2 separate regions of the Homo sapiens genome follow, and region 2 is linked to region 1. The links are chromatin loops, found by intact Hi-C in ENCODE. Cell type or tissue: heart right ventricle. All regions are shown on one strand. Links, peaks and the distances in the headings refer to the core of each region. The heading gives the core; the rest is flanking DNA.

What was found. Hi-C counts contacts between places; a loop is a spot of excess contacts. Peaks named below come from ENCODE experiments on the same cell type or tissue, not always from the same donor. Only the 100,000 strongest peaks of a DNase experiment are listed, where the experiment ranks them.
Region 2: a loop joins it to region 1, with 4 times the contacts of the local background. A loop is called at or near these places in 2 of 110 quality-filtered maps.

The regions. Positions count from the first base shown.
Region 1 is chr11:21,909,110-21,921,117 of GRCh38, reverse strand. All of the region lies in intron 2 of LOC102723370 (a long non-coding RNA gene), which reads right to left. It overlaps LOC105376587 (a long non-coding RNA gene), which reads right to left and starts at 8,523. Exons shown (of 2, transcript XR_931117.3): 1 at 8,462-8,523. In heart right ventricle, for the core only: no CTCF peak of the experiment used is centred there; no DNase peak of the experiment used is centred there.
Region 2 is chr11:21,968,711-21,980,718 of GRCh38, reverse strand. The region is part of intron 2 of LOC102723370 (a long non-coding RNA gene); the gene reads right to left. Among named protein-coding and RNA genes, the nearest start is that of ANO5, 220 kb to the left of the region's middle. In heart right ventricle, for the core only: no CTCF peak of the experiment used is centred there; no DNase peak of the experiment used is centred there.

The sequences.
Region 1 (12,008 bases), core at 2,766-10,765:
AAAATATCCAAGCCACACACACACACACACACACACACACACACACACATATCCAGAGGTAATGAGTGGTGGAAATTTAACTGACCAATGGGGCTGAAGCACAACCTTTAACCAATATTTGGGGTTTATGGACTCAGGGGCTAATCTCAGGAAACTGAGCTAAAAGACGCAAACAAGGAGAAAAATTTTGAGAAGGGACATCTGAGGCTGCACATGGGAGGGAAAATGGGCTTCACAAAATCAATTCAGACAAATTACTAATAAATAAACAAAACAAATGCCAAAACAAACAATAGCAACAAGTCACAGAGGCAGAGGAGTCAATATATAATTCAAAGTGCTTAGCACATTGCCAGGCTCATATTAATCACTAGTTTAGAGTCAAACTGACTGAGTCCTAACATTGTTCTGATACTCACTTGCTGTGTGATCTGTGCAAACTGCTTTTCTCCTCTGTGTCTTAGGTTTCCTGTAATTCAGTGATAATCATATTTATACTTCAGGGTTGTTGTGAAGATTAAATTAATTATGCACGAAAATAACTGACACGTAGTCTATGCCCAAGTAATATTAGCTATTATCATAATTAGGTATGGGTTTTCCTCTTTTCCATATATAGTGTGTGCTGGTTACCGAAATCCCTCTAATAGATTACTATCCACTTTGAATCAATTATGAATGCTTTTAAAATGTCAATAGTCCTGGGAAGGTTTGTCTACGATGTCATGGACACTTGTAATAAATATGTTCACCACTTTTTCATTGCCAGAGACTAAATGGGGCAGGAAAGCTTATGTTTGACCAAAAGAAAGGGGAACATCATGATGGAAAGAAGAGAGCCAAGGAGGTTAGCAGATGCTAAATGACACATTTCACTGATGTTGCATTTTCACTTAGTCCAAGACATCTATGCCCACCCTAATGAGTTAGAACAGAATTCTGGAGGTGAGTGGCATTCAATTGCATAGATCAAGTCTTTCTGATTTCTCTAAAACTCAACATCCCATTGCTTGTTGCTAGGTAAGCTAATCCTGTGATTTATTTTTGATTGTGAATAGACAGAAAGACAAACTATATCACAAGATCCCTCTAGAACACTGCAGGATTATTTGGCTCAGCATTTCTTACAAGCCAAACGCTAGATCAACATCACCATCCATGATTCCATTTGCTGGCATTAAAGCCCAAATCTTCCCCAGAGCTTTTCTGACTGCAGAACAGGTCTTGCTAAGAAATAAACTTAAATGCTTTATTACAAAAGGAAAAATGCAGGAAACGGAAAGCCACCAATCTCCCTTACACTAGGCTCACGAAGAAGGGAAATACAATCTTTCTTGCAACTAGAATTTGGTTTCCTTGGTTTTAGCCATAGACATGACAATAAATATAAATTGCCTCAGGGCACATTTTTATTTAAAAAATCCCATTTACAAAGGTTAGCAGTTGCATTACAATTTGAGTAAGGTTTATAAAAAAATGGCTTTATGTGCTGGGTACTTGTTTTACTTCTGAAAACAAATTAGCCATCATTCTGTGCTCCTGATTAGAGCTTTGTGTTTCCTAGAAGCCTTATTCTTTTAATTATTCTCAAAGTTTATAAAACAGATGAGAACTTTTTCCTTTTTATTATTTACATTTATTAAAAGCTACTCTAAAAATTTTCAAACATTAACAAAATAAGGACAATGGTGTGAAAAACCCCACAAACACATCTTTCAGACTCAAGAATTATTTAGGTTTTGCCACACTTGCTTTATCTGTCTCTTTATATTCAATTTTCTTTTCTACTTGTTTTTTCTTTTAAACACAAATCCTTGTAACCATCTAATACTTAGTTTATAATCATATTTCCTCAGTTGTTTCCTTACAACTTAAAGTATGGGTTGCTTCAATAAGGGTTCAACCCACGTCTATCATTACATATGGTTGTTATGAATCTGAGCCTCTTTAATGCTGGACTAGTACATTTCCTTTTTTTCATGCTATTGATTTACGCAAAAAGAAAACAAAATAGGTCAGCCAATTTGAAGGACGTTCCATATTGAAGATATGTCTTTGTTTTTTCTAACCTTATTATTTCCTGAAAACTGGAAATGAGCTCTCATGACTTACATTCTACTAGAATCAGGTTCAACCATTTGGTAAGAATATTTTACAGATGGTGCTAAATATTTTATATTCACCATATCAAGAGACACAAAATATGTAACTATCTCTTGGTGATGCTATGATTTACCTGTGAGTTCAGGGTGTGACAGCCCCATCCTCTTATTCTTTTTCTTATCAGCATTTCCCATGATTGTCTCCTGTTTTTAATTATTGGTGCCAGCCCCAATGATTAAATGGGAAATTGCAAAATATTTGTAATTCTATCATTTCTTCTACATATATTAGTAATAATTATTTTAACAAAGAATAACTTTTCAATATTTAGATAATAGTATGATTTGAGCAAACTGAAAAACAATTGCAATAAGAAAAGCATTTAATTCTTAAGTTGTTAGAGAAAGGATTTGGGGCCTGTTACTTCTAATACAACCAATTAATTGGGAGAGGTGTGGATAGCTCTCTTCTCCTACCTCTTTCTTTCTTTCTACATATCATCATAATTTTACAGGTATTTATATATGAAATGAGTCTGAATCAATTTCAATTATTATTTTTTCAATGCTTAACTTTTGTCATTTTTGAATCTTTGGCCATTAGAAGTCCCTTCATGTTTGACAGTGACCCTTTGACATGACATATGTCTTTGTGCATCCCCTTTCTTTCCAGCAAAAAGAAATGACAGACTTATGGAGTACCTATGTTTCCCCACATCTGGGATTAGACATTACCTCTGGGGCTCTGGGCCCACAACCTGGGAACTAGATGAACTAAGTGTTCTCAAACTCTCATTACTTTCAAACATTTCCTGTTGTGAAAGTTAGAAAGTATGTATCTTAAGAAAAACAGTAATGAATTTATTCTAGTATGTCCTATTAAAATTTGCTGCTATGTTTTTTAAAAGCACACAAATAACTCTTTTACCTGTGTTTTTAATTATGGCCTTTAGTTTATAAAGTTTTCTTGTTTGGTTAAATTCTACCTTGTCTGATATCAGAATTACAACTTCTTCTTTTCATTTGTATTTTCTTCATGTATCTTTGCCCATCCTTTTATTTTTAACTTTTCTAAATCATTTTATATTAGGTGTGTCTCTTGTGTTCAGCAAACAATTGGATATGAATTTGTTAGCCAATCTAAACATCTTTTTAGTTTTTTTAATAAAGCTAAGCACATTTATATTTACTAATGAGCTACTCAAAATTCTAATTTCTGTCATACGATTTTGCATTATATTTATATAATCACACACTTACACACAGTAAATCTTTCACTACATTATGATTTTTTTAAATGTTGATGGTATTTATTTTGGTTTTTAGGATAGTTTATCTTTTTGTTCTAGTGGTTTTCATTATACCAATACCTTTCTTTATATAATATCCATAGCACTGTCTTTTCTGGATGATGTCTATTAGCTACTTACAATGAACAATAATGAAGATAGCTAGCATCAATTTTTCTCATTTTCTCTCCTCCATTACTTAATTTCAATGACAAACATTACCTTAAAGATATTTTCGACTCTTTAAAAATGCTTAAGCTTTTGTTATTTCATTTTTCTTACAAGTCAATACTAATGAGGTCATCAGCAACCATATTCCATTATCCACTTAGTCTCATCTTCTCCCATTTTTGTTATTTATATTACATTTATATTGTCAGATTATATAACATTTACAAACTAGTTTGTCATCTTTATCTTGTTGATTTATTCCTCAAAGCTCACTACTGGGATCTACACTATAGCTTATCCAGTCATTTTGGGTGCCTGAGATTTCTAAGGCATTTCTTAGGGAGCATTTATGAGACCAATATTCCCTAAATGGTCAGGAGACATTTTGGAAGATTAAGAAACTACACTGTTACTGTGTGTATTAATCCATTCTCACACCACTATAAGGACATAACTGAGACTGCGTAATTTATAAAGGAAGAGGTTTAATTGACTCACAGTTCTGTAGGGCTGGGGAAGCTTCAGGAAACTTACAATCATGGCAGAAAAGGAAGAAAATATGTCCTTCTACATATGGCAGCAGCAACAAGAATTATAAGCAAAGGGGTGGGGGAAAGCCCCTTATAAAGCCATTAGATCTCATGACAACTCACTCACTATCATGAGAACATCATGAGAGTAACTGCTACCATGATTAAATTACTTCCCAAGGGGTCCTTCCTATGACATGTGGGGATTATGGGAACTACAATTCAAGATGCAATTTGGGTGTGGACACAGTCAAACCATATCATTCTGCCCCTGGCCCCGCCCAAAGCTCATGCATGTCCTCACATTTTAAAACACAATCATGCCCTTCCAACAGTCCCCTGAAGTCTTAACTCATTCCAGCATTAACTCAAAAGGCAAAGTCCAAAGTTTCATCTGAGACAAGGGCAGTTTCTTCCACCTATGGGCCTGGAAAATCAAGAGCAAGTTAGTTACTTCCTAGAGACAATGGGTGTACAGGCATTGGGTAAATACAGTTGTTGCAAGTGGGAGAAAATCACCCACATAAAGGAGGTACAGACCCCATACAAGTCCAAAATCCAACAGGGCAGTCATTAAACCTCAAAGTTCCAAAAGTATCCCCTTTGACTCCATGTCTCACATCCAGGTCACACTGATGCAAGAGGTGTGCTCCCACAGCCTTGGGCAGCTCTGCCCTGTGGCTTTACAGGCTATTGACCCCCTCTTTCATGATACTTTCACGGCCTTGAATTTCTCCCCAGAAAATGGGTTTTTCTTTTCTATCACATTGATAGGCTGCAAATTTTCCAAACTTTTATGCTCTGCTTCCTCTTGAATGCTTTGTCACTTAGAAATTTCTTCTACCAGATACCCCAAATCATCTCTCTCAAGTTCACAGTTCACAGATCTCTAGGGCAGGGGCAAAATGCTGTCAGTCTTTTTCATAGCAAGAGTGACCTTTACTTCAGTTCCCAATGAGTTCCTTATCTCTGTCTGAGACCACCTCATCATGGACTTTATTGTCCATATCACTATCAGCATTTGGGTCAAAGCCATTCAACAAGTCTCTAGGAAATTCCAACCTCTCCCACATCTTCCTATCTTTTGAGCCCTCCAAGTCTCTAGAAACTTGTAAACTTTCCCACATTTTCCTGTCTTCTTCTGAGCCCTCCAAGTTGTTCTAACCTTTCCCTGTTACCCAGTTCCAAAGTGACTTCCACATTTTCAAGTATCTTTACAGCAGCGCCCCACTACCGGGTACCAATTAACTGTATTAGTCCATTCTCATGCTGCTAATAAAGAGCTGCCTGAGACTGGGTAATTTACAAAGGAAAGAGGTTTAATTGGCTCACAGTTTAGCATGGCTGGGGAAGCCTCAGGAAACTTACAATTATGATGGAAGAGGAAGCAAACATGTCCTTCTTCACAAGGCAGCAGGAGATAGAAGAATGAGCAAAAGGGGTAAAGCCTTTTGTAAAACCATCAGATTTCATGAAAACTCACTCACTATCATGAGAATAACGTGAAGGTAACTGCTTCCATGATTAAATTACCTTCTACTGGGTCCCTCCCAAGACACGTGGGGATTATGGAAACTACTATTCAAGTTGAGATTTGGGTGGGGACACAGCCAAACTATATCACTGTGAGGCACTGCTGGCAGTCCTAGAATAGATATTTATTAGGTACCAACCATGTCAGGTGATTCAGTGATTGTTAAACTGAAGCTCTTGCCTTCAAGAATTTCACAGCTTTTATTATGTAATAGTGTTCTTTTGCGCTAGGAATCTCAGAGTTCTGCTAAGGTATTTCCTTGTTCAGGTAAATTATCAGCTATATTTCTGAACACCAGATTTCGGACTCTTCAAGATCAATCTATTCCTTTGCATCTGGCCCAGGCTACAGCCCTCCAGATGACTAAGAGTTGCACTAATGTTCATGGAGATTCATGTCAGGGCTGGAGAAACTTTATGGTCTCTATAAGAAACCACCGGACCATACTAGATTTTAAAATATCTCAAATTTATCCATGATCTCTTTTTCATTCTCTTGCTAAACTCCTTTTTCTTGTCAGCTATCTGGTGTCATGAGGCTACCTGCCCTTTTCCCAATGCATACACAATGCTGTAAACCTTCCTTAGTTTATCTCCCTATTTCCATCAAGGTTGAATTGAACTTTATTCCATTTACCCAGGACATTACTCTTATCCAATTCACTGTACTAACTCAGGGAATGAAAATAGATTTCATTTTCTATGCAAACTTTCATACAGTGTGCATAAAAATACTGCACTAAAACAGCTTCTAAGGCCACATCCCATCTCAGTAGGGCTACTGTAATTAATTATGGATGTTTGCCAAAGGATGAAGGAATGCCAGATGGAAACCCTGTTATTTGCGAACCTACACTAACTCATGATGATACTGTGCTACTTTATATGACCTGGCTCACTTATATTATGAGCTCTTTTAAGATTTGGGGCTCATTAAGTATTTGAATTTTTAATCAGATAGCAACAAGAAAATATGAGGAAAATTTCAACGTAGACACTCCCATTTCTTGAAGACTTTGAGAGAGTAAATATTTTTGGTTGATTAAATGACATGGTCATCTTTTTGATACTTAATGGCATTAACTAAATGTCTTAAGTAAAGTTCTTGGTATTCAGTGATGAAAAGCATATTTACTTTAGAGTTTAATTTTAATTACGGAAACAAGCTAATAAACAAAATTAATATTATATCATAGTTATTTGTAAGAGCTTTGTGCATTTGCTTTGGGAACATCAAAAAGGTCTAGTTCAGAAAATCAGGTCAGAGAAATCTTCCCGGGGGAATGGTGTTTAAGCTGATTGCTAAAGGATAAATTGGATTTGGCAAATACAGGGTGCTGATGAGGGAGAGTTTTTGCAAGAACAGAGAACACTTGGCACTAAAGCATGATGTACTTGTAGAGCTAGTAATTCACTTCAGTGTGAATGTAGAGTAGGATGCAAGTGGGAATGTAGAGAACTGAGACTACAGTGACAGGCAGAGACCAGCCATTATGTGGCAGAGACACACATCATGTGTCCTTGTGCCAACTTGAGGCTTGTATTTAAACAATCCCTGTTAAAACAGACTATGGGAAGCTCCAAGATATTTTAAGCAGAAAATGCAATAATAAGAATGAAAGATTTTGTAATAAAATATGCAGGTTAAAACTATAGACCTAGCATTCATTAATTCATCTAACTACTTACCATCTAATAAATAAGCATCTACTATGTCTTCACCACTATTCTAGGAACTGAGGATTTAATAGTTAGCAATAGCAGACATGATCCCAGTTCTCGTGGTTGTAAATTCAGCTTGCCTTTCTTACTTTTAGATCCATTCCTCTGGTATACTCTAGCCTGCCTTTATTTACATTATTAATTTATCTATTGATTAGCTTACTCCAATTTTCTTGCTGACACTTAAAAATATCTTCCTATTTAGAAAGTAATAAAAATATACAAAACCAATAAACCTACTAGCCAAACAAACGAACAAACAACTCGCTCTTCATCACACTCCTTCTATTGTGGAATTTCCTTGCTCCTCTTCATAGAACAGCCAATTACTTCCTCCCCTTTCTCTTCATCCCAAGAAGGATTTTGTTCCTACCATTTCACCAAAACAGCTTTTATCAAGGTCGTTGCTCTCCATCTTTGCAAACTCATGATGAATTCTCTTTCTCTACCTCTTCAATCTCTCAGCAGCGTCTGATACTCTTTCTTGCAGCACTTTCTCACCAAGCTTTGTGACTCAACACCCTCCTGTTTTCTCTGTAATACCTTCCAGATTTCTCCCTCTCAGACTTCTTTGTTGACTTCCCTCAATCTGTCCGGACTCTAAAAGTTGCAGTGACACATGGTCTGTAATCCCCTGTCCTTCTTCATCTAGATTCTCTATTTAATTGATTTTATTTAGTTTCATAGCTTAAATGCCACTTGTATATTTATAACTCCCTGATGTATATATCTTATTTTACTCCCAGGGCTCCAGAAATGCGCAAATGTCTTCTCAATGTTTCCACTTGAATGTCTCATAGACATGCCAGGCTAAACATACACATCCAAAATAAAACTTAAGATTCTTCACTATCCACTTTCCCTCAGATCTGCTTCTTCCCCAGTCTTTATCACTTGAGTAAATGGCACCACAATTCACTGGCCAACAATTTAGGAGTCAGCCTTGGTGCATGTCTTTCCCACTTGCCACTCTTCACATTCAACTCTTAGCAAGCCTTGTTAGCTTCTTGCAAAATATATTCAAAATACAACCCCTTTTATCATACCCTCTGCAGCTTCCCTAGCTACTATCATGCTGCCTTAGAGTGAGCATAATAACCTCCCAATGAGTTACCTTGCTTTGTTTCTGCTCCGCATAGTCTCTTCAGAGAGCAGCCAGTGTTGTTTCTCAAATGCAAATATGGACATATTCCACAGGCCTTTTCTCCTACTTCTGCTAGTATCTTCCCATTACAACTGCAACATTGCAACATAATCTAGGCAGTGGGGTGGAGGAAGTGGAAAAAAAAATCTCATCTCCTCCCTTTTAAGAAGAACTTCCAGTAGTACCAAAAGGCACTTCTTAATATTGCACTGGCTGCAACTCAGTTATATAGCAACACTTAGCTACAGAAGAGTACAGGAAATGTGTTACTTTTTCTTGGTGATCATGTGCCCACTAAAAATTAGAGCTCTATTACTAAGAAAGAATTACTGATATTGGGATAAATAATCAGCAGTCTCTGCCTCATTGCTCAAGTGACTCCTCATTAGAAGGGCCTTTATTGATCACTGTATATAAGGTATACATATTGTTATCTTATTATTTTGGTTTATTGTCCTCAAAACACATCACTACCTGAACTTATGATACTGATCAATCCTTGTCTGTCTATTCTTCTAGAATTTTCTCTATCTAACCATACGTTTATTTGAAATCTGTTCACATATTTATTGTCTGTTTTTTTTATTTGAATATAAAGACTCAAAAACCTGGGACATTATATGTCTGTTGGATAACCATATTCCCAGCAACTAAATCAATGCCTGTTATTTAATAGGCACCTAATGCATTTATACTGAAAATAATTTCCTCTGTGAAGTGGAAGATGAGGTTGTATCTGCTGTGAACAAAAACATATGTGTGTATGATTGGATGGCTCCTGGGGATATCAGAGTTTTAAGAGAATTGGCAATGTTTAAAATGGTTAAGGAGAATGTGAGTGAAATGGTAAGGTTTGTGTATGATGTTCAAGGCCCATGTGAGACTGGTTATCATATATTTTATGATGTAAATGTTTGGTAATACGACTTTCTCCAGCAGTGCTCAGTTAGTAGGATTCAGATAACAGGAAATAACTAGTTGTTAATCTACTGTTGAGAGTTTAAGATATTGGTAAAAGTATTGTTGAAATAGTGAAAATTTTTTATTTTTCTTGGTCATTATAGAGAAAACAATGACTATAGTTATAATAAGTAATTTGGATGAAAATAATAAAAAGAGAAATGAGTTAGAAGAGAATAATAATACTACATATTAAGAGTGTTTTTAGGTTCAAAGTGGTAGTGTGTGCATGTGTCTTTATGTAATCTCATAAACGTATAAATTTAAGTTTCATGAGTGTATAAATAAAAATAACCTATGACATTTTCAAAGCAGACATTACTATCCTTATTTTACAAATGAGGAAATTACAAATGAAAGAGTTTGATGACTTCCCCAAACACAACAGGAAATTAAAGTAAAAAGCAGAACAGGGATCAAAATTTCCTGAACGTTTGTCTAATTCTCCAAAAGAGATATATAGGAGACATCCTGCTGTCTTCAATTAGAATGGTTTCATTAACTTGGTTTGAGTACTTTAATAACATAAGGACATATTATATTTTGTCATTTTCTACTAACTCAAAGGAAGAAATGCATAGATATGTGTTTTTTGCTGTTGGGAAATGAGTAATGTTGGCTTTCACTCAAGACACTCACACTAATGAAAACATAAGTAGGTGGAATAGTGTACTGAATTTTGCATGAATAATGGTTTCAAAATTAAACCCATTAAAAGAATAACATCTCTTTTTGAAAGATGATAGGTGCATATAAACCTTAACATTTTCTTAGTGTGATATAAATATAAACTTCAGGCAGCAAGGTGTACTAGAAAAAGTATGGACTTTGAAACACACAGATTAGAATCCTTCCCTAGTTTTCTCTGAAAATTAGTTTTGTCATTCACAATATAGGAATGATAAGCACTTCTTCATAGCATGATCAGGAGCACTCTGGACAGACTCGTACCAGAAATTAAATTCTTATTTCTGAAAGTGACACACTTCTGCTCATATTTTACTAATTCTAGCAGTCATATGTCCATGCTTAACTTAAAAGGAAAGGGAAAGTAAAATCCACATGTGGATCTAAAAAATGGAGAATGAGAGGTATTGGTGAGCACCCTCATGGATACCATAGTGATTTAATTTAATCAGACATATTGGCCAGGTGCCATGGCTCACGCCTGTAATCCCAGCACTTTGGGAAGCTAAGGAAGGTGGATCACTTGAGGCCAGGAGTTTGAAACCAGCCTGGCATGGTGAAACCCCATCTCTAGTAAAAATACAAAAATTAGCTGTGTGTGGTGGCCTGTGCCTGTAGTCCCAGCTACTCATGAGAATCACTTGAACCAGGGAGGCGTAAGTTGCAGTAAGCCGAGATCACGCTACTTCACTCCAGCCTAGGAGACAGAACAAGACTCTGTCTCAAAGTAAATAAATAAATTAATTAATCAGAAATATGGATAAAAATAGCAATAAATAATACAACAGCATTTTCCAAGGCATATTTTGCAGAATTCTATCCAGAAGAATATTTGTAGGTATTCACAGAATAGTTTCCTTAGGTGAATTTGCCAAATATTCTGTTACTTAAAATTCAAGATTGTCTACTGTAAGATTTCACAAAACTTGTATATGCTAAAATGCATCATGGATCTCTAAAGTGGGAGATGGTGATTAAAGTATGTAGCATTTTTAACTCTTATTGAATCCTGGAATCTTTTTTGTTTGGTTGTCTGCTTTTTAAGGACAACTATATGAGATTATGTTCATAACAGTATTTGAACATTTGGTTGAAAATTTGTGGCTGAGATGATCTGAGGTCTGATGAGAATGGAGGTGTTTTTTGTTTGTTTGTGTGTGTGTGTGTGTGTGTGTGCGTGTGTGTTTATTTTTTTTTCTGGGTGAAAGGACAATGGCTTCTAAGTTTCCAGGATGATTGCCTATAAAGGCTAAGTTATAGATACCTCAAGCCTTTAGGTGTTCTGTCATTGGGAAAAGAATGCTGGTGAGTAGAAGGTTTAGAAATAAAGTAACTTACTGAAAATATGCAAATTGGAATGCTTGCCAAGAAGAAACTAAGGATACCAAATGCACATTGCTCTAAGGAGCATAGGAAAGAGAGTTGAGGTTGGATCAAAGCTCATAGTTTCATCCCAGAGACTGAGGCCTCAGTTGTATGTGGTTGAGGCCAAGTTAGGTGGTATATATTTCTCCCTGTGTATTGATTGCTCTCTCTCACTTATCCATATTACATCGTTAATGGGCTTGATAAAGATTTCACTGTAAATGCTGTGTCACAAGACTGATTGCATAAAAGTGTAAATAGAGGTCAGAAGGTAGTGACTCAGAAACTGTTTATTTATGGACTTGCACATTACAGGAAGGTGACAGGGTTGTCAATGTGGTGCTCTCAACAGATTGGTAGTCAGCTGATTGCTGTCAAGAGGGATTCAAAGTGTCTTATCTCCAGATTTTGAGTCGTAGAAAAATAATTGGGGAGTTTAATACCTGGTCCCACCTCCAATCAGTTTTGCTATCACCATTAAAGATCATACACTAATGATATCATA
Region 2 (12,008 bases), core at 2,593-10,592, 60 kb before region 1:
CTGGTTCCAAGATGGCTCCTTGTTGCTGTATCCTTTAGACAGAAGGAACACTGTGTCCTCCCCTGACAGAAGAGAGAAAGAGAGGAAGCCCATAAGCCCTTTTTATAGTGTCACTGATACATTCATGAGGGCAGAACTCTCATGACCTAATCGCCTCCTAAAATGTGACTACTCTCAACACTGTTGCATTAGGGATTAAGTTTCCAAAACATAAATTTTGAAGGGGACAAAAGCATTCAAACCACAGCACTCCAGTTTTTATGGAAACTACCATTTACTGTGTGTCTACTATGTGCCAGGGGGCCTGCTTGGCACTTTATTCATTACTCTTAATCTTTAAAATAATCCCGTAAGGTAGGTGTTAATATTTGTTATATTTTTCTACTTCCAGGATGATAAACTGATGCTCAGAGAGGTTAGGTTATGTAAGTAAGGTAGAAATTATATAACCAAGGTGATATGGTTTGGCTTTGTGTCCCCACCCAAATCTCATGTCAAATTGTAGACCCTAGTGTTGAAGGAGGGGCCTGGTGAGAGGTGATTGAATCATGGAGGTGGACTTCCTCCTTGCTGTTCTCGTGATAGAGTTCTCATGAGATCTGGTTGTTTAAAAGTGTGTAGCACCTCTCTGTCTCCCTTTCTTTCTCTCTCTCTCCTGCCAGCAATATGAAGACATGCTTGCTTCCCCTTTGCCTTCTGCTGTGATTGTAAATTTCCTGAGGTCTTCCAAAAGCAGAAGCTCATACAGCCCACCAAACCATGAGCCAATTAAGCCTCTTTATTTTAAATTACCCAGTCTCAGATATGTCTTTACAGCAGTGTAAGCAGGGACTAATACACAAGGCATATAACTACTAGTAAATCTTGAATCGAAAATTTGATCCCACATCTGTCTGATTCCAAAGGTATGTGTTTTGTAACATAATCCTCTCATGTAATTAAAGGACTGTATGTGTATTTTAATAGAAGGTTTCACTTAGTATGAGTAGTCCAAAGAGAAACCTAAAGACTAATTTATAAAATCCATCTAATCTCTCTATATATCTATTGAGAGGCCAATTAAAAGCTTATTCCAGATAGTTAATTTTTCTGAGTAATAAACCAGTCTTTAATGGCCATGAAGGGAGAATGACTTTGGCATCATCATAAGTGACTTGTTTCTGAATACCGTTAGGATCATCATTCGTTCATTGGAGATGCCTGCAGACTGTGATAGGTCGAGATCAGTAACAGGCTTGTGCCACCTGAGCCAGCCTGCTAGGCTTCTCTTGAAAACAAAGAAAGTCTCATTTATGCCTGGGAGCCAGAATCTAACCCAGAATAAATCAGCCTCACTGTCTCATTCGTCAGCCTGATGGTTTTAATTGTTAAATCGGAAGTTTAATTTGCCATGCTTGGATAACAATCCAATTCCAGAAAAGCATATGCATCAAGTGATCAATAAGGGACAAGTATAGAAAGTTAATTGTAAATAATTCCTGAATCCTGATGTAAATCAGAACAATAGAAAAATTCTAACTTTGCTTATTTCCCCTTATTATTTGAAGTCTTAGAGGCCTAGGGGAATAATGAATTTTATCAAATTACTTCTTACTTCATTTTTTAATCTAATAATATTTATGTAGACCAGATACAGATAAATATACACAGACTTTTTTTTTTTTTTTTTGAGACTGAGTTCTTGCTCTGTCATCCAGGCTGGAGTGCAGTGGCACAATCTCAGTTCACTGCAACCCCTGCCTCCTCGGTTCAAGCGATTCTCCTTCCTCAGCCTCTCGAGTAGCTGGGATTACAGGCTCCTGCCACCACACCTGGATAACTTTTTGTATTTTTAGTAGAGATGGAGTTTCACCATGTTGGCCAGGCTGGTCTCGAACTCCTGACCTCAGGTGATCCATCTGCCTCAGCCTCCCAAAGTGCTAGGATTACAGGCGTGAGCCACCGCACCTGGCCAACACAGACATTTTTATTTGTTGTTTTAGTTTTCTGATGACTGAACTAGTGAAAACCACTTAGGATTATAATTTTGTATTCAATCTTCACAGTAACACTGCTATGTATTAATATTATTCCATTTTACAGATGAGAAAACTGATACTCAAAACTGATCAGAATGTAGCTTTTCTGCATTTGAAATAAGCAAATTCCATTAGTATATAGAACTATATTTGGCTTTGAAACCCTGTCCTATGTGGGCGAAAAGAGAAATTTCAAATTTCTCAAGTTACAAATACAATAACAGCTTGGAAGTGACTCCTAATTCAATCTGCTTATTTTTAAAATGAAGGAAATGAAACCCAGAGCTGTTAAGTAACTTAGTCAAGGTCACACACATAAAAAAATGTGTTGTCTGGCTCAAACTAGGAATTTAGACTCTCAACCCTCAGTTCAATGATCTTGCCATCAGATCACACTGCCACTCAAATCACCAAAACTCATCCATAATGCCTACGGAAAGATATGGTTTCTAAGAATGTCTGAAATTTCAGATGGTAATTGATAGAGTTTAGAGGATATAAGTTTAAAAGTGAAAACCTTGGTTCAAATTCTGGCTGAGCAACTTACTAGTTGTATAATTTTGGGCAAGTGGTCATTTCTCAGAGCTTCATTTTCTCATCTGTAAAGTGAGCATGCCTACCTAATGTTGTTGTAATAAATAAATTGTATAATATGTGTAAAATACTTAGCCTAGACCTGGGTACATTGTCAGTGCTCCATGAATGTTCATTTTTATTATCTCATTCTACATTTCCATCAGAAATTTTAGAAGTTTAAACTTCAGTGGCAAATGTCTGACTTTATCAAAGGAAGCCATAGAGAGTGAGGTGAACAACAAAAAAACGTCCATAGTAGAGGATTAAAACCAGCTTTTCTGTATTGAAAAAGCTCCTATGATAGAGTTTGTATCTAAGCACATATATGTATATAGAGATACTAAAAAAGTATGAAGTGCCATAGAGTGCTATTCAAAATATTTTGCCAAACTCTTCTGTTCTCCATCCAAATTAAAAACCCAAGATGTATCAAAAACTGTGTCCATTCCTGTGCACTGTATAAACAATTAGTCTCTATGTTGAATTATAATTCCTAAGTATCTTTTGAATATTTGCCCTTGTTTCTATATCCTGGGCAACTGCCTTGGTTCCAGGCCTCCCTGGTGCTCACTTTACTACCCCAAAAGCCTAATCACTACATACTTTAGTCCTCTCCTCCTATGGTCCATCCTCCCAACTGCTGCCAAGATGGTCTAATGTAAAAATCTAACCTTGTCATTTCCCTACCAAAAATTCATCAATGACTCCTCGTTGCCCGAAATATTACCCCAAATCAGGTACAAGGCGTGTAGAGAATCTTCTTGAGCCATTTCTTTGTGCTTATCTAGTTTCATCACTCCTCACTCTTCAGTCATACTTTGTATCTAGCCCAGTGCTTGGCGTGTGGTAGGCATTTGAAAAGTGATGGCTGAATGAATAGATGAATAAGTAAATGAATAATGAATGAACAAATCAAAGTCTTACACATTTTCATTCCTCTGGTCTCCTTTTGAGCAAGTAGTTTCCTTCTGACCTAGTAGAAATCAGTGAAACACACAATCAATATTTTCAGGCATCCTTCAGCAAAGTTGTATTTCTTCCTTCCAGTGCATTATATACGACTTTTAGATTCTTCACACTTTTCTAGTGCTGTGAGCTCTAGCACTATGAAATAGCTACCTCATTTATTTAATTTATTATGATAATTTTTCCCATATAATTAATCTTCTATAACCTTTATTTAATAGCTACAGAGTATTCAATCTTCTGAATATATTATAGATTATTTATCTAATTTTCTATCATCAGAATTTTAGGTCACTTTCATTTATTCACATTAGGAAACATGCTTATGTGGTGTGCATGTTTCTCCAGGAAAAAAGAATTAGAGTGAACAAAATATGCTGGGTTTTAAGGCTTTGTGTATATTTTGCCAAATGCCCTCAAGAATGGTTTTACCAAATTATACTACTGATAGCAACAGGAGGCAGAATAATTCTAGGCAGAGAGGGGTGGGTCCCTGGCGAAATTCCACTCTCAAGCCAAAAAGCCTGAGATGGGGCCCAAAGTGAGAACTTATATCCATGTTTTCCCACTGGAATGCTGCCTTTTCGTAAACCACCCATGGCCCTGACTCACCCCATCCTGTGCCTTATAAAGACCCCAGGCTCAGCCAGCAGAGGGGAGAAGCAGGTGGACATCAAAGACTATGGCTGGACATCAGAGAATTTGATGCCGCGGGTGACAGAGTGGCCAGGCCAGCCGGTTCTAGCACTCATGAACTCCAGGTCCTGGTTCGTTCACTTATGCACTCCCTCCCGCAAGTAGTTGAGAGCAGCGGGCTGAGTAAACGAGGTACTCCTGCTGTGAGTTTCATGAAGAGATAGGGGAAACACCCTGCTTCACTAATACCAATAAGTTAAGAGAATACCCCAAAAATATTTTTAATAAGATAATATTAAGTAACACAAGAACTAGTAGGCAGGTATTTTTTGGTCTTATGATAAGCCTAATCACTGGTTCATCTGATACCTAGTAAATCTGTGCTTGAGCTTCAGTGCTTTTTCAATATCTTCTCCTGGTCGCTCTCTCTTTTTCTCGTTATTTTCCCCCTATAATGGCTTTTTCTTCTCTTTTCCTAGGATTAATAAATCCACAAAAACGTGTTTCTCTTGCTAAAAAATATATTTACATAATTAGTGCCTATTTGCTATTTCGGGTATATTCATCTCTCAAGTGATATTTAGTACCCTGTAATCTTTGGGTTATATACAAAGAGGAAACCATAGCATGAATCAGTGTTTTCTTTCAAATAAAGCTTCTTTTAATTCTTAATTATTATTATTTGTTAGGACCTCTCAAATAATTCTTACTTATAAGCAATGTCAGAAATCTAAGCCATTAATGAAAGCATCTTTCCTTCCAAAATCATGCCTCACTCTTAAAATTTTGCAAAATAGACATTTCAAAAATAATAGATACAAATGACACCTCATTTACTCTTATGAGACCAATGCTGTGAGAATGTTGGTTTAAAGATAAAATAATATTTAATTAATCATGTAAAATATTAATTCTGCTAAACTATTATTCTTCCAATGGCCCTAATTTTTTCATTAAAATGGACACGGTGCTTGTAATTGTGTTAGTGAGTTATAGACGTAGAGAGACCACAAGGACTTTGTGAGTGTCAAACTTCTTGGTCTGTTGCTCAGCTCACATCCACCAGCCTATTCTTTGTGAGCACAAATGACTCAGCTTGTTTATGTTCTCATTCTCATTCTTCCAGCAGCCACTAACACTCTTTCCTTTAGAGATTAAATCCTTTCAAGTCTAGCTGTGGGAAGATGCAGGGTACCCAAGTTCTTCCCCTTTAATAAGTTTTCTCACTCAGGTACACCAACAGTGGTAATAAAAATAACAAAAAAAAATTTGAAGTAACAAAGCTTTCAGAAATCTTACCAAAGTCTCATAACGTGGGGACTGCAGTTTCCACTCCCTTTCTTCAGTGCAATCCCAGACTCCAGAAGCCTCTTGTCTCCTTGTCAATACTGTCTTAAGGTATACCTTGGCTTCTGTCTTTCACCTGTTAGGACTTGGTGAGTCTTCTAAGACTCTACTAAACTTCCACTTTAAGTGACCATATAATCCCATGATTCCCTGAGATATACAATTGCTTGGGGTCCCCTGCGTTTATCCATCCCTATAACCTCATTTAAAAAGGGTCCCTTCTCTGGTCCATTCTCTCTGCCTGGTTACACATAGGTGTTGCCTGTTTGGGTACTTGCTGGGGTCCCTTTAAAATGAATTACAGAGGAAAGAAATTTTTCATTAGAAGAAAAATAGTATCAGTTGGACCAGCAAGAGCTTCACAAAAGATTCTGAAGGGGGGAAAATTATCAGTATTTAACAATGAAGGACAAGACCTTTTAATTCTAGACTCTTTGTGGCAGGGAGTGAATGACAATAAATTCCATTACTGCGAATGTCAATCTAAAGGTTGATGAGAACGCTTACTGTAATTCCACACTGCAAATGCCCACTTTGGAGAGAGTCTATGTCTTCTGTCCTCAGCCTTTAATAACTCCAACTCTGACTAAAGTTGGTCAACTCTTAGAAGTTCATAAAAAGCACAGCTGTCTATTAACAAGAAAAATGGAATACTCATGAAACCTAAGGATTTAGAATGCTCCCACTTGTAATACATTTTCCTTGTCTAAGATGAAATGATTTTTTTCTCTTTCCCATAGAACTCATTTTTTCATGATATCTTTTGTTCTGTTACATTAGAGTACAAATGTCTATGACTGCAATTAAAACTGAATGGTAAAATGTGTTAATAGGAACTAAAACCTTTTTTCTTATGGAATACAGATAACTAATTGGCAAATACATGAATGGAAACCATCAGGGCCATTTTACTAGAAAGTTCAAATTATTTATTCATGATAATCAACCCCAATCTAAAGAGGTCCAATTTCTTGTATCTTACCTAATTTTTCCCAATCAATGAATCAGAGAAAACTGACCAGCAAAGAAAACATTAAGGATCGAAACTATTTAGAATCTACATCATTTGGGGAAACTCAGATGAACTTTGCATATCTCAGCAAAGGCTAGTATCTATTGACATTTGAGTTACTTGTTTCAAAATGACCCACTAGGTATCTGGACTCTTTCCCAACTTCGTATAGCCTGAGTGGAATCTGAAAAATTGACTATTAGTTAACATTTAATTTAGGCATCAAAGGAACTGCAGCTTCAGTCTTTGAAAAAAATCTGCTTTGGACATAAAGTGAGGTCTAAATTGAAGTGATGCATTATGATGGAAAGAGCACATTGTCACATGGCACACTGCAGGGAGAGCCATGGGGGTATAGATATAAAGCATGTCCAGGTTTGACTCCCTCACAACTGGAAAAAACAAAATAATTAAATTTGAAGAGACTAGCAAAAGAAAAATTGGGTTGCCATATACTCTGCTAGAAAACAAACATGTATTACCTAAGGGGAGTTCAGAAAATTAGAAACACTGTCAGCCTCTGCCACATAATTGTAAAAAAGGAAGAGAGAAACTGTGGCAATAGAAAGGAGCATGTTTTATTTTTATTAAAAAGTGTACTTTTTAAGAAAAAATATTTTTGATTAAAAAGAAAGAGTACCAGCATAATTTACTGAAGGGACTATCCTTTCCTCACCGTTTCTTCTTTATGGCCTTATTGAAAATTAGTTGACTTTATATGCTTGGGTTTATTTCTGGGCTCTCTATTCTGTTCCATTGGCCTATGTTTCTGTTTGTATACCAGTACCATACTATTTTGATTACTATAACTTTGTAATATAATTTAACATCAGGCAGGGTGTTGCCTCCAACTTTGTTTTTCTTTCTCAAGGTTGTTTTGGCCATTTGGGTTTTTTTGTGGTTCCAAACGAATTTTAGATTTGTTTTTCCTGTTTCTATGAAAAATGCCCCTGAAATTTTGGTAAGGATTGTGTTGAATCTGTATATGGCTTTGGATAATACAGACATTTTAACAATATTAATTCTTATAATCCATGAACACAGGATGTCTTTCCATTTGTTTGTGTCTTATTCAGTGTTTTTCATCAATATTTTATAGTTTTGTTTGTGAAGATCTTGGTTAAATTTATTTCTCAATATTTTAATTTTTGATGCCATTGTAAATAAGATTGTTTCTTTGATTTATTTTTCAGAAAGATCCTTATATAAAGAAATGCAACTGATTTTTATATGTTGATTTTGTATGCTGTTTCTTTACTTAATGCAGTTGTTAGTTCTAACAGGTTTTTGTTTTGTTTTGTTTTTGGTGGAGGCTTTAAGCTCCTAGATATATAGAATTATGGCATCTGCAGACAAATAAATTTACTTATTCCTTTCTGATTTGTATGCTATTTATTTATTTATTTATTTTCTGACTACTCTGGCTAGAACTTCTAGAACTATGTTGAATAAAAGTGTTGACAATAGGCATCCTTGCCTTGTACCTTGTACTTGTTCAGATTTTAGAGAAAGCACTTTCAGTGTTCTTCTACAGATTATGATGTAGGTGCACAACATTACTAACCATCAGAAAAATGCAAATCAAAACTACAATGAGATGTCACCTCATATCTTTTAGAATGGCTTTTATCAAAAAGATAAGTGTTGGTGAAGGTGAAGAGAAAAAAGAACGCTTGTACACTGTGGATGAGAATATGAACTGGTAAAACATTATAGAAAATAGTATGTAGGTCTCTCAAAAAATTAAAGCTAGAACTACCATATAGAATCGGCATTTAATCCAGCAAGTCTACTATTGGGTATATATCCAAAGAATATGAAGTAAGTATGTTGAAGAGACAGCTGCACTTCTATATTCATTGTAGCATATTCACAATAACCAAGATATAGAAACAATGTAAGTAAACCTCAACAGATTAATGTATAAAGAAATATTATTCAGCCCTTAAAAAGGAGATACTGCCATTTGCAACAACTGAATGAACCTGGAGGACATTATGCTAAGTCAAATAAGCCAAACACAGAAAAAGAATACTGCATGATATCATTTATACATGTAATATTTTACAAAAGTCAAATACATAGAAACAGAGTAGAATGTTGGTTACCAAAGGCAGGAAGTGGGAGGCAAGGAGAAATAGATCAAAAAGTACAAATTGCAGTCAGGTAGAATAAATAAATCTAGAGATCTAATGTATAGGATGAGGACTGTAGTTAATAATATTGTTTTGTGCACTGAAAATTTGCTGAGAGTAGATTTCAGGTGCTTTTTACCACACACACACGCACACACACACACACACACACACACACACACACCCACACACGGTAACTATGGAACGTGATGAAACGTTAATTTGCTTAGCTGTAGTAATTATTTCGCTATGTATATGCATATCAAAACAATGTTGTATACCTTAAATATACACATTTTTTAAAAGAAAGTAAACAAGAAGCTATGACACTTTTCTGAGTATTTATTGGTTCTAATGATAGCCCATTAAAAGGAGGAGGAGGAAGAAAAGGAAAATAACCCTTTGGTCAGAATTTGAGGAGTGCTAACATTGCTTGTATTTCTATTAGTAAAGAACACATCATGGTCATTTTTTGTTTTTTAGTACATTAGATGTCCAAAAGGTAACAATCAGAGGTAAATGGCATGGTGGTAGCTTGCATTACAAAATACATTGATGCATTTCTCAGTTCTAAGGCTCTGGATCAGCAAGAGTATTTGGCACTAGCTTCATTTAGTTCATTATTTTATCCCTTATGGGCAATAATAATTCTCCTCTTATTTTTTCCAAAGTGAGTATTTCAGAAGATGATAGGTCCTATTTCTCAGTAGCTGAGAACAGAAGGAGGTCACTTATGTGAATCCCTATGATCAGCCCTCAATGCCATCCTGGAGGGTCTCTCTACCAAGAGGGACCTGAAAAATCCAGCAGTATAATTATTCATACTCAGAGCTCAGAATTTCTCCACAGAAGCAAATTCAAGCGATATAACCTGACATTCAGCAGCAGCCTAAAGTCAGCCATAAAAATGGGTATATTTGGCATTAAATCAATAATAAAAAACAACAGTGCTTTTAGATGAGGCATGCACATTTCCATTTGACAGAGGATCCACTTCTTTCTATCATTTTGGCTTCATGTGTTGCAGATATTTTAGGTACCTGCCAAACAAGTCCTAGAGACATTTGAGTTCGAGCAAGCCAAACTCTGTCTGCCTAGTTCTCTCTCTGTCTCACTATCTCTCTTGCTCTCTCTTGTTCCCTCTCTTTCTCTCTCTGTGCTCATTTATTTTTTTTCTTTGTGTTTGTCTCAGCTTACCCTCATTTCTCCTCTTTCTTTCTTCCACCCCTCTTAGTCTCAGCCTGCATTCTAAGCAGTAACTTTCCTATCTAGAATGACTACCACCACAAAGGTAGGCTGGGATACTGAGACAAACAGGGAGATTTAGGAAGAAAGGAACTGTATAAAATACACATGTCATGCTCTATATTTGCTGATTATTATTCTAGTCTTTGGAAAATAATTGAGAAAAAACCTTTCTCTAATTTTTTGAAATAATAAACATTATGTTGCTGGTTCTTCCTTTTTCTTTTTCCTTGATCACTAGGAAGTTCAAGGTTAAATTCTGTGCTTATAGTAGAAGGTGTCATTAACCTCTTTTTCTAGGATAATTGTCTCCTCAATGGTACAGCTCCTCTTACTTTAAAATTATCATTACTAATCACCTTATGCCTGTGGTGTAAATTAAGATGACTGCATATTCGGGGCTACTCTTTTCCACTGAGAAGTACTGTCTAATTTATCTCCTTTGAGTCAAGGCTGCCTTAGTGATCTGTTTGACCACTAGAATGTGATGGAGGATACACATGGAAGGTTCTGGGACTTCAGAGGTTCATTCTTTAGAAGTTTTCCAGCTTCTGCTCATGCATCTCGGATCACGAGGGACAACTAGCTGCCATGTTAAGCCCAACTATCCCAAGATGACATACTGTGAGGAAGCTGCCTGGGAAGAGTCCATCAAAGTCCTGAGGAGCCCCAGCTGTCCTAGTCATTCCAGCAGAACCAAAGACATAATTGAAGGGCCACTCTGAGCATTCCATCCCTAGCAGGGGTGGCATGGAGAAGACCCATACAACCTGAGGCTCTAGATATATGATCCCAGAAATTTGCAGTTGTTCAAATCACCCCAGTAAATTGTGGAGCAAGGGCAAACCATCCTACTGTTTCGTTTCCCAAGTCCTGACACACAGAATTGTGAGCAGAAAAAAGTGCTTGTTATTTTATACCATTAACTCTTGGATTAGTTTGATTACATAGTATTAGATAAGTGGTTTTTTGATTATATATGGCTTTTATTGTAAGCCACTTTAAATCCTTTTTAGAAGCAGACATTTCACAAGTAATTAAATAAACTTTCTTTACTGATAATCAAGGAGAAGGAAATTCTTCAGCTGCTGACCATTGTACTTTAAGTTTATATTTTTTCTTCTTTTTAAACTTTACATCATTCTCTTAATTTTAGATTGGAAAGACAATTATTTGTACAAACTCCCAAAAGCTGTAGGCATTAAAAAAAGTTTGCATACAAGCTCAAGTGAGTTGTTTGAATTATGCAAGAGCATAAACTGCAGTCTTTTCTGTGCCTCTTACGTGTTGTGCAGAGGTACAGCCAGCACCTGGCATTGTGTCTAACAACCCTTTGTCATCGCATTGGTCGTCAACCATGCCAAACCCATTGGGTAGCACTGTCTACAGTTGAATGACAATATTTAAGTCCCCATAAACCAATTTTTCATTCTTAAAAATATCCTGAATGTGGACAATTCTTTTCGGTTGGAACAGTTATGGTTTTGCAGCAGGAATATTACAATTGGGAAGATTATGCAAGTAGCTTTTCTAACACATACAACAATGAATAAGATAAGCTGTACTCCACAGACAAACTGAACTGCATCTCTTGACCATTATGCTGATAAAATATTTCAGTAAATCAGTCTTTACGCTGTCCTTGGGCTTTTGCAATCTCAGCTGCTGCAACTGTATAATGTACATTGATTTCTGCTAGAAATTCAATGGCAAGAAAAGCTGTTTAATCATTTGACTCCTGACTAGTTAATAAAGAATCTGTCTCATTTAATAAGTTTATTTTAGATAAGACCACCATTACTGCCATGATCCTATATCCCTTTCTACTTCATTTATGGGGGAGAGAAATAAATGAAGCTTCAGATGAGACAATGCCACTGTTATCTTCCCTCTGCTTTCCTTGATCGTCTCTATGATTTGCAAGGCTGTCTCACTATCCACCAGTGAAAGCCACTTAATCATCTACTGGATAAATTGTAAATACACAGTGATTTTTCCATGCCTTAGAAATCACTTTTAAGTAAAAGAAATTCTGATAGTCCCATTCCTAACTAAAGCCTATGCTGCAATTAT